Regions from separate parts of the Homo sapiens genome. Here all the other regions are linked to region 3. A link is a contact called in ENCODE Hi-C or POLR2A ChIA-PET data. All regions are on one chromosome and are shown on one strand. Each heading gives the region's core, a stretch centred on a gene start or an enhancer-like site at or near the end of the contact. The rest is flanking DNA. Distances are from core to core; before and after follow the strand shown.

Evidence for each region. A loop is a pair of places that touch in the nucleus more often than their neighbours do. ChIA-PET counts read pairs that join two places held with the same protein, here RNA polymerase II (POLR2A). Pooled maps may share reads with other maps.
Region 1: a pooled map shows a loop between it and region 3 (2.9-fold over the local background). The contact joins two enhancer-like sites. A Hi-C loop is called at or near these places in 2 of 168 maps with a recorded cell type or tissue (cardiac septum and gastrocnemius medialis) and 7 of 50 pooled maps.
Region 2: a pooled map shows a loop between it and region 3 (2.7-fold over the local background). The contact joins two enhancer-like sites. A Hi-C loop is called at or near these places in 1 of 50 pooled maps. POLR2A ChIA-PET finds 5 or more read pairs at or near these places in 2 of 52 experiments (GM12878 and T-cell).

What each region holds. Positions count from the first base shown.
Region 1 is chr10:31,629,553-31,632,803 of GRCh38, reverse strand. No RefSeq gene overlaps it. Among named protein-coding and RNA genes, the nearest start is that of MACORIS, 76 kb to the left of the region's middle. Within about 2 kb of position 1,471, at least 3 of the 41 ENCODE cell types and tissues checked have a DNase peak (open chromatin) inside an H3K27ac peak, as active enhancers do.
Region 2 is chr10:31,945,987-31,949,295 of GRCh38, reverse strand. All of the region lies in intron 2 of LOC107984219 (a long non-coding RNA gene), which reads right to left. Among named protein-coding and RNA genes, the nearest start is that of ARHGAP12, 19 kb to the right of the region's middle. Within about 2 kb of position 1,520, at least 7 of the 41 ENCODE cell types and tissues checked have a DNase peak (open chromatin) inside an H3K27ac peak, as active enhancers do.
Region 3 is chr10:31,807,389-31,810,759 of GRCh38, reverse strand. It overlaps ARHGAP12 (Rho GTPase activating protein 12), which reads left to right. Exons shown (of 20, transcript NM_018287.7): 16 at 13-111; 17 at 1,453-1,530; 18 at 1,632-1,766; 19 at 2,009-2,111; 20 at 2,928-3,371. The coding sequence ends at 3,102. Among named protein-coding and RNA genes, the nearest start is that of MACORIS, 100 kb to the right of the region's middle. Within about 2 kb of position 1,944, at least 16 of the 41 ENCODE cell types and tissues checked have a DNase peak (open chromatin) inside an H3K27ac peak, as active enhancers do.

The DNA of each region.
Region 1 (3,251 bases), core at 222-2,721, 180 kb after region 3:
GTACTAGCTTTGTGACCTTGGAAGAGTTATTTCGTCTCTCTGGGACTATCATCTCATGTCTAAAGAGAAGGTGACAGTATTATTAACCTCTTGGAGTTGTTGGGGCTTAGGTGACATAGAGCCTTGGCATATGATAAGTGCCCCACTGTATCACCATGTCTTTTATTTTTGTATTTCAATGCTTTGGCATCTGGGGTCTCACTGACCATGGAGGGGACCAACCCTTCCAGGGTTAGACAATTCCCAGATAGTAAACAACTCACCTGTGAATGCGTTCTTTGCATACAAACCAACCAATCCAGAGCCCACACACCCAGCCAAATCCTTTATGGGGCCACTATCCACCTGCCCTAATAAACCCACGACCAGGTACCAGGCAACTGGGTACAGCACTGATATGGCTTGGTTCTGTGTCCCTACCCAAATCTCGTCTCGAATTATAATCCCCACGTGTCAAGGGAGGGACCTGGTGGGAGATGACTGGATCATGGGGGTGGTTCCCTCATGCTGTTCTTGTGATAGTGAGGGAGTCCTCACGAGATAAGATGGTTTTAAAAGTGGAAGTTTCCCCTGCAGTCTCTCTCTCTCCTGTCACCATGTAAGACGTGCCTTGCTTCCCCTTCACCTTCTGCCATGATTGTAAGTTTCCTGAGGCCTCCCCAGCCATGTGGAACTTTGAATCAATTAAACCTCTTTTGTTTATAAATTACCCAGTCTTGGGTATTTCTTTATAGCAGCATGAGAATGGACTAATACAATTGGTAAGGGACTTCAGTTGGGAGGATGTGGGAACAGGGTCTCTTTAATCTTTCTTATTTCTGTCTTTTCTCACCATTTCCCACCACCAGGGGTAGCTTGATGGGTAAGGGCAGAGGGGAGGTGGCAGACCTGAAGACCTGCCTCTAAACTTGGGGCGTGGTTTCCCCCTATTACTGCTGAACGGTGGAGGCCCTGCAGCCTAAATCAAGGAGTGATGATAGGCCTCTGGGTAATGATCCTTCATAACATGTCCTGACAGTGTTGGAGGCTGAGTGCAGTGACATGCAAGCTGGAAATCAGGGACTGCCTAGATACTGTGAGGGTCCAGAGAAGGGCCTTGAAGCCAGCCAGACTTGGACTTGTCTTCCATCTGTGTAATCTTAAACATGCTTATTAACCCTAAGATTCCTCAACTGTAAAATGGGACCAAAACACCGACCTTCCCAGGTTATTATTAGCATTAGATGACACAGTAATAAGGAAATGATGAAGTGCACACTAAAAGGAAGCTGTTGCATTTCACAGGACAGTTCTACAGAAAGGTGACAGTCTCCCAGAAGAGGCCTCCAGCACGGGTTGCTAATGTGAGGACTGCTGGTGTCCTCCTAGTACCCTGGGTATAGGATCACTCTAAACACTCAGCCTGAGAGACAAGGGGGAGGAGAGAACTGCAAGTCTTGACAAACTTGCAGAGTCCCTCCTTCCCTGAACTGGGAGATCTGCCAAGAGAGGCCAACGCTGACCTCTCTGTGTCCCGTGATATATCCTGGCACATAGGTGGGCTGGTCAACTGCTGGCATCACAGTTAATGGGATGTGCTCAGTTCCAGGAATCTGATAGTCAACAAACCAACCAGACAAACACTAAACAGATTTTACTAATCACCTACTGTGTATAGTGTACTAGGTTTACAGAATCTATGTTTATCCCTGTTCATGGACCAAATGAGAAGCTGAACTTTCTGGGTAGCAAGCAGGCTGGAAACTACCTACTTCTGTCAAGGGCTGAGGTTTCTCAGAGCACTGTGGAAGACAGTCATTGTTAACCTTTCGGTCAGTGGCTATTTTGGACTTTCCAATACAATTCAAACAAAGGTCATTGTAAAACATAAGGAGGAAAAGTTAGAACAATGTAATTTTCAAAGCTATGAGTTTCTGAGGAGAAAAACAAAAGTAACTGCATTGCTTCAATCTCACAAAGATGTTATTTCATAAAGATAACCATCATTCTGTTGAATTAGTGACACAAATAATTTTACATATTATTTTCTTGTTTATCTTAAACTTTAAAAGTAATATGTGCACCTTTACCTTGCACCATGTAAAAAAATTTACTCAAAATGGATGAAAAACCTAAATATAAAAGTTAAAAGTATAAAACTCTTTGAAGAAAATGTAGGAAGAAAGGTTCATAACAATGGATTTGGCAATAACTCTTAGACCTCACACCAAAATCATAGGAAACAAAAGAAAAAATAAACTGAATTTCATCAAAATTAAAAACTCTTATGGATCAAAGGACACAATAGCAGAGTAAAAAGGCAACCCACAGAATGGGAAAAAATATTTGCAAATCATGTCTGATTCGAGATTAACATCCAGAATATGTAAAGAGTTCCTACAACTCAAAAACAAAAAATCAAATAACTTGATTTAAAAAATGGACTAAGGACTCTAATAGACATTTATTCAAAGAAGAGATACAATTGACTAATAAGCATGTGAAAAGATATTAAATATCACTAGTCATTAGGGAAATGCAAATCAAAGCCAAAATGAGATATCACTTCACACCTATTAGAATGACTCTTATTATAAAATCCAGAAAATAGCAAGTGTTGGCAAAGAAGTGGAGAAATTGGAACCCTTGTGGGGTTCCCCCTCACTGGTGGGAATATAAAATAGTGCAACCGCTGTGAAATACAGCATGGCAGTTCCTCAAAAAGTTAAGTATAGAATTACCATACAATTCAGCAATTCCTGTCCTAGGCATATACCCAAAAGAATTGAAAGCAGGGACCTGAAGAGATATTTGCACAGCAGTGTTCATAGCAGCATTATTTACAATAACCAAAAAGTGGAAACAAATGTCTATAAACAGATGAATGGATAAACAAAATATGACATAAACATACAATGGAAAATTATGAAGCCCTAAAACGGAATAAAATTCTGACACATACTACAACATGGATGAACCTTGAAAACATTACACTAAGTGAAATAAGCCAGACAGAAAAGTACTAATACTGTACAATTCCATTAACATGAGGTACCTAGAGTAGTCAAATTCATAGAGACAGAAAATGGAATGGTGGCTGCCAGAGGCGAAGAGGAAAAGGGAAGGGGTAGTTATTGTTTAATGAATACAGAGCTTCTGTTTGGGAAGATGAAAAAGTTCTGGAAATAGATGGGGTGACAGTTGTACAACAATGTGAGCATACTTAATGCTACTGAACTGTACAGCTAAAAATAATTAAAATAGTAAATTTT
Region 2 (3,309 bases), core at 271-2,770, 140 kb before region 3:
TAAATAAATTTCTCTTGTTGGTAAGCCACCTAGTTTATGGTATTTTGTTATAAAAGCCTGAACAGACTGTGAAAATCCCCGCCTTTTTTTTTTTTTTTGAGACAGAGTCTTACTTGCTCTGTCACCCATGCTGGAATGCAGTGGCATAATCTTAGCTCACTGCAACCTCTGCCTCCTGGGTTCAAGCCATTCTCCTGCCTCAGCCTACCGAGTAGCTGGGATTACAGGCACGTGCCACCACACACAGCTAATTTTTGTATTTTTAGTAGAGACAGGGTTTCACCACGTGGGCCAGCCTGGTCTTGAACTCCTGACCTCAAGTGATCTGCCCGCCTTGGCCTCCCAAAGTGCTGGGATTACAGGCGCGAGCCACCGTCCCTGACCACACCCCCCCTGCCTTTTTTTGTCTTTTATAATATTGATAGTTTTGAGGAGCTCAGGCCTACTACCTCATTTTATTTAGATTTTTATTTTTCTTTAAAAATTAAAAAAAAATGTTTTGTAGAGACAGGATCTTGCTATGTTGCTCAGGCTGGTCTTGAACTCCTGGGCTCAAGCAATCTCCTCACCTTGGCCTCTAAAATTGTTGGCACTGCAGGCATGAGCCATTGTACCTGGCCTAATTTAGATGTTAAAGGATTGTAACAGTGTTAGTAAATTTTATGACAATTTGAGAAAGAGAAACTCCTAAGTCATTTTGGACTAATATTCATCCTGTCACTTTGAAGACTATGCTAAATTTTGAATGTGAATGAATCTCATTTTAAGAACTAATACCCTAAAATTGCTTAATGACTCAAGTGTGCTATTATATAATAGAACTTAAAAGTAGAAAACATCTAATACTGCATTTTTTCCTAGTGAAGGGATAAGCAGTTGAGACATTTTAGCTCTATTTTGTTTTGTCATTTTTGTTTTATGATCACAGGATTACTTAAAAAGGTGGACAGCTGGGCACGGTGGCTCACGCCTATAATCCCAGCATTTTGGGAGGACAAGGAGGGAGGATCACTTGAACCCAGAAGTTTGAGACCAGCCTGGACAATGTAGTGAGACCCCGTCTCTACAAAAATTTTAAAAAAATTAGCCAGTTGTGTTGGCGTGAGCCTGTAGTCTCAACTACTCAGGAGGCTGAGGTGGGATGATCACTCGAGCCTGGGAGATTGAGGCTGCAGTGAGCTGTGATCTTGCCACCGTACTCCAGCCTGGGTTGACAGAGTGAAAAGAAAAAAGAAATAAAAAGGGGACCTAACTTTTTTACAAGCACGATTTTTGTGTAGTGTATATAGAAAGTCAATTTTTTAATGTGTTCAGCAGCTGAAATCGTTGTATACTTCCCCATGTGCAATGGAACAGAAAAACGCTCGTTGTTTTAGAACACCAGAATATGCATGAGACATAAATGTGTTTTTCCCTGATGAAAACAACTTCATTTCACTTCCGGAATTTCAAAACTACCATCTGGTAGTCAACCCTGTTTTTCCACCAGATGGCAATAACCCATAATGGCTGAGCAGGATGAATGGAATGTACACAAAACAGTGCAGGGTGTGAGCATTAAAAGGGCTGTGAACGTGAAATGTGGTAATGTAGGAAAAACGATGAGTCCCAGGAGAAGAGGATAAATAATGGATTGCTAAATCTGGCACCCTTGGAGCTAACAACATCCATCATAAAAGGGGTCACATCATTTAAGAGCAAACTTTAAAAGCAGAAAGCGTTCCAGTATTTGTTATTTTTTTTTGGTTTGTTTTCAGAATCACATATTATAGAACAGCTGACAGAGTGGAAAAATTGTTGATATTTAAGTAGAATCTGTACCAAAAACATATTGTATGTTCCTAACAGAAGTGATAAATTCAGAGAGATTATTTTAGGAAAAAGGAGGGAACCGGAAGAACTGCTGATGAAATCTGCAGGCCACTTCTCTTCCCCTCCACCATGACTTCAAGAATCCTGCTGACACTTCACACTTCTCTTCCCAAGTCTGTTTAACTGGGTACACCTATTTGGTTTGGATTTTAGGTGGCATAATACAACCCAACCCAATGCTATTCAAACTCCTGTAAATAACTGACAGCAGGCTACAGTCCCAAATTACAACACGATTTTCTTTTTTGACAGGTTTTATGTAAAAAGACTTTCGCCCCCTATTAAATATCTGTCATTTTCTCTTGCTCTGGGTTCTTTTTCTGAGAACTAGACATACCTCTGATAAAGGTCATGCTATTCTTTTTGGAGACTAAATAATACCAATATTTATCATTATTTTTACCATTTTCCTTTCTTTCTTTTTGAAAAATAACAATATGGGCCTGGCGTGGTGGCTCATGCTTACAGTCCCAGCACTTTGGGAGGCTGAAGGGGATGGATCACCTGAGCTCAGGAGTTCGAGTTCGAGACCAGCCTGGGCAACATGGTGAAACCCCAGCTCTACAAAAATTACAAAATTATCCAGGCCCATGCCTGCATGCCTGCAAGGCTACATGCCTGTAGTCCCAGCTACTTGGAGGCCGAAGCAAGAGGATTGCTTGAGCCTGGGGGGCAGGGTTTGCAGTGAGCCAAGATCCTGCCATTTCACTCCAGCCTGGGCAACAGGGTGAGACCCTGGACCTTGTCTCAAAAAAAAAAAAAAAAAGTTAAGGAAAAAATAAAAACAACATGGAGAAACCCCATCTCTACTAAAAATACATAATTAGCTGGGCATGGTGGTGCATACCTGTAATCCCAGCTATTCAGGAGGCTGAGGCAGGAGAATCGCTTGAACCTGGAAGGTAGAGGTTGCAGTGAGCTGAGATCGCGCCATTGCACTCCAGCCTGGACAACGAGAGCGAAACTGTGTCTCAAAAAAAAAAAAAAAAAAAAAAAAGAAGTAAAGAAGTTCCAGCTTGTCAGATAAAGACCAGAATTTTAAATAGACTGGAAAGAACTAAAACAAAGGTGGTTATTAGGGCACATGCTTACACAATTTCATAGGAAGCAGGACCATTTCCTTTTGTTTTGGTAAGTACATCAATGATCTATCTAATATAGGCGAAGATGTACATAAAACAAACAAAAAAAAAGAGATGAGATCTAAGCAATTCAGGTTTCCTTAGAAAATATTTTTTTTAAGGGTGCTCTAATGAAAAATGTTAAGCTCTTCTCTCTCTCTAACATTTTTATGTTCACTGTAAATGTCCTAAGGAATCAATATAAAATTCTTGAAAATATGGAAAAGTAAAAAGACATCAGTCTAAAGACAACTAATATTAACATTTTTGGCTGGGTGCAGTGGCTCACGCCTGTAATCCCAACACTTTGGGAGGC
Region 3 (3,371 bases), core at 695-3,194:
AATCTTTTTCAGATCAGGTATTTGGATCCAATCTCGCTAATCTGTGTCAGAGAGAGAATGGCACAGTACCAAAGTTTGTGAAGTTATGTATTGAACATGTTGAAGAACATGGTAAGAGAAGGATTTTGATTTTTTTTTTTAACATTAAGCAAACCAGCTTCTTGTTTTGCCATCAAAATTCCTAGAATTTTTATGATTTTGAGTGATGCAAACAGAAGTTCCTTATAGTCCTAAGATGTTAAGAAAATAATTTTGTTTACAAATACTTACATGTTTACACCTGTTTCAAATTAAGATCTCTCCAGGCATCTGCTGAATGTTTGGTACTCACAGTTAATTAAGTATATGCTATTCTTTGATGCCATTTCATTTAAGCATTTGCTTAAAATGAAGAAGGTAGTGATTGTGAAATTGAGCTTGTTTTTAAGAAATAATTTGACAATGTATAAGATCCGAGGAGATTGTGTTTACTTACTAAGTTTCTTCTGTCCTAAAAATCAGATGACATTTTAAATGGTTAAGTCAACCACAAATGTCTCACGAGATAAAAATTTTTATGTCATTTTCTGTAAAATAGGACAAACTAATTTCTATTGTGATTAATTTAAACATAGCTATAATATTTATACTAGTTTTATATACATTAGTATATTGTAATCACATTAACTTATCTCTGTATATCATGAAAGAGATTTTGTACAATTAAAACACATAATTCAATTTGTAATTTCTGCCAGTTACAGATCTCTTGTCCCACTGACTCTTCTTGTCAACATGGCAATAGGGATACTACACTATTGTCTTAATTTGAAGCTAAATGAATAGTACATTCAATAATGTGCTTTAGTAAATTTGTACATTATTATCATTTAATGAATACCTGAAATTTCGGGGCTTAATTGTATGAATTTCAGATGATTCTGTTTCACATATAAAAGAAAATAATAAATTATAGCAAATTATGTATTGTTTTTATAGAACCATTAATTTAGTGGTTATATTAAGTTTACTTATTACAAACACTTAATATGACAGATGCCTTCAATAAAGTTTTTACAATATGTGCATTTACATTATAAAATGGTATGCAAAATATGCATGGGCTGATTTTACCTGCTGACTTCCTTTAATTTTGAATTATCCCCAGATGTTTTCAGAAATTTGAAATTGTTAGTGTTTTAAGATTAATGAAACCATTTCCTTGAGCTGATTCACAGTCTATATGATGAGCAGAGTAGAATTACTGCTGTTTATTAAACAGAATTCAGAGCGAATCTCCATCTCTCTCCCCTGCCAAGCATCTACCAGAAGCCATTTAGAGAAAAAGAATATTTGCCCATTTGATTTTAGGCTAATGCAAATGAGTGGGAATTCTGACACATGCAAACGTGTTCAGAAGAGGCAAAGAAGTACTTTAAACACACACACACACAAATTATTATTGTCTCTTAGGTTTGGATATTGATGGGATATACAGAGTAAGTGGCAACCTCGCAGTGATCCAGAAACTAAGGTTTGCAGTCAATCATGGTAAGATTATATTTACTGTTGTTATTCAGATGCATCACTCATAACTTTTTGAACTGGCTTAAAGTAATTTTTTAAAATGTCCAATTCCTGCTGTTTTTCAGATGAGAAATTGGACTTGAATGACAGTAAATGGGAAGATATTCATGTCATTACTGGAGCCCTCAAAATGTTTTTTCGAGAATTACCAGAACCTCTTTTTACATTTAATCATTTTAATGATTTTGTTAATGCAATTAGTAAGTATGTAATTCTACTCAGTTTTTTCTAGATATTGAAAATTCTTTGCACAGATTAAGCCACCCAATTTTTTTTATCTTACTTTAAGCAAGTATTTTCAACAGATTGTTTTACTCCAAACATTTTAAATGTGACCACCAGATGTCACTGTGTATTACCAAATATCAGCTTCCAAACTGTGACATTGCTTTCAGTTTCATAAGAATTTGCTGTAAAATATCTGGTTATTATCTTTTTTCAGAGCAAGAACCAAGACAGCGAGTCGCTGCTGTTAAGGACCTAATCAGACAGTTGCCAAAGCCAAACCAAGACACAATGCAGATTCTTTTCCGACATCTCAGAAGGTAGGAGGACTGCCCAGTCATGGGATGTGGTATAGCACAAGGGGAAGCGGGAAGGCCTGTGGGGCCAGGGTCACTCAGACTCAGATTTGGATCCCAGCTATGCTACTTGCTGTCTTTGTAACTTGAAAAAGTTACTCAACTCCTTTTAGTATCAGTCTGTCATGGGTAAATGATTTGCTATGAAGAATACAGTAAAGTAGGTATTATATGTGAAGTATTTATGTAATGCTTAGCACATAGTAGGTGTTCAGAAATTGTTGCTAAGGTTAATATGAAGATGAGATTGGATATTAATTGAGGTGTATTAAGTTACCGTCATGGTTCTAGGTTACTACATAGCCACTTTAATAACCAAGTTCTTTCATCTGATAGAAAGTACACTAGAATACTAAAACAAAAAATCCCAGCTAGAGAGAGTTTTTTTTTTTTAAAGAAATTACATAAAATGAGTAAAATGGAAAGTTTAATCTCCACACCCTAATGAGATTTTTTTCCCATCAACTTAATGGAGCAGTCACTGTTACCTGAATTGTAACTCATACTTAAATGTTCTATTTTAAAAACTAAGCTAAAATATCACACATTTTAAGTTTGTTAGAGTATGCTTAATTGTATCTTTCAGCTGTGTTTATCAAAAAGAAAGCTTCACATGGCATTTAGACAGAATTCTACTTGGTTAAATAGTTTATGCATCACCTTAGGAAAATAAGTATTACTTCTCTTTTTAAAATGCAAACTGTTAGGTTTATAATACCATTTGAAGAATTTTCCCTCTCTCTTATTTTCTCTTTTAACAACTTCTTTTTTTCCCTTCAGAGTTATAGAAAATGGAGAGAAAAATCGAATGACCTATCAGAGTATAGCAATTGTTTTTGGTCCCACTCTATTAAAACCAGAAAAAGAGACTGGTAATATAGCAGTTCATACTGTGTACCAGAATCAGATTGTAGAATTAATTCTTCTGGAACTGAGTTCCATCTTCGGACGTTGATTCTTACTGAAGACAACCTGTGGAATAGAAGCTGGATTCCATCAGATTTCAAATGTTTATACACAATGTATTTTATTTTTTGGACCAAGCAGTGACTCTTTGATTTTGCACTTTTTTTTTGAGGGATCAGAAGGGAAGGGGAGAGTCGAGATGTGTGTTAGGCCCTCATATTTGCTGCTTTGTTGCAAGTTGATATAACTGCGTGTAATTATGAATTCATTTTATCCTGAATGTTTGCATTTCATACTCTGAATTTCAGTAAAAATCAA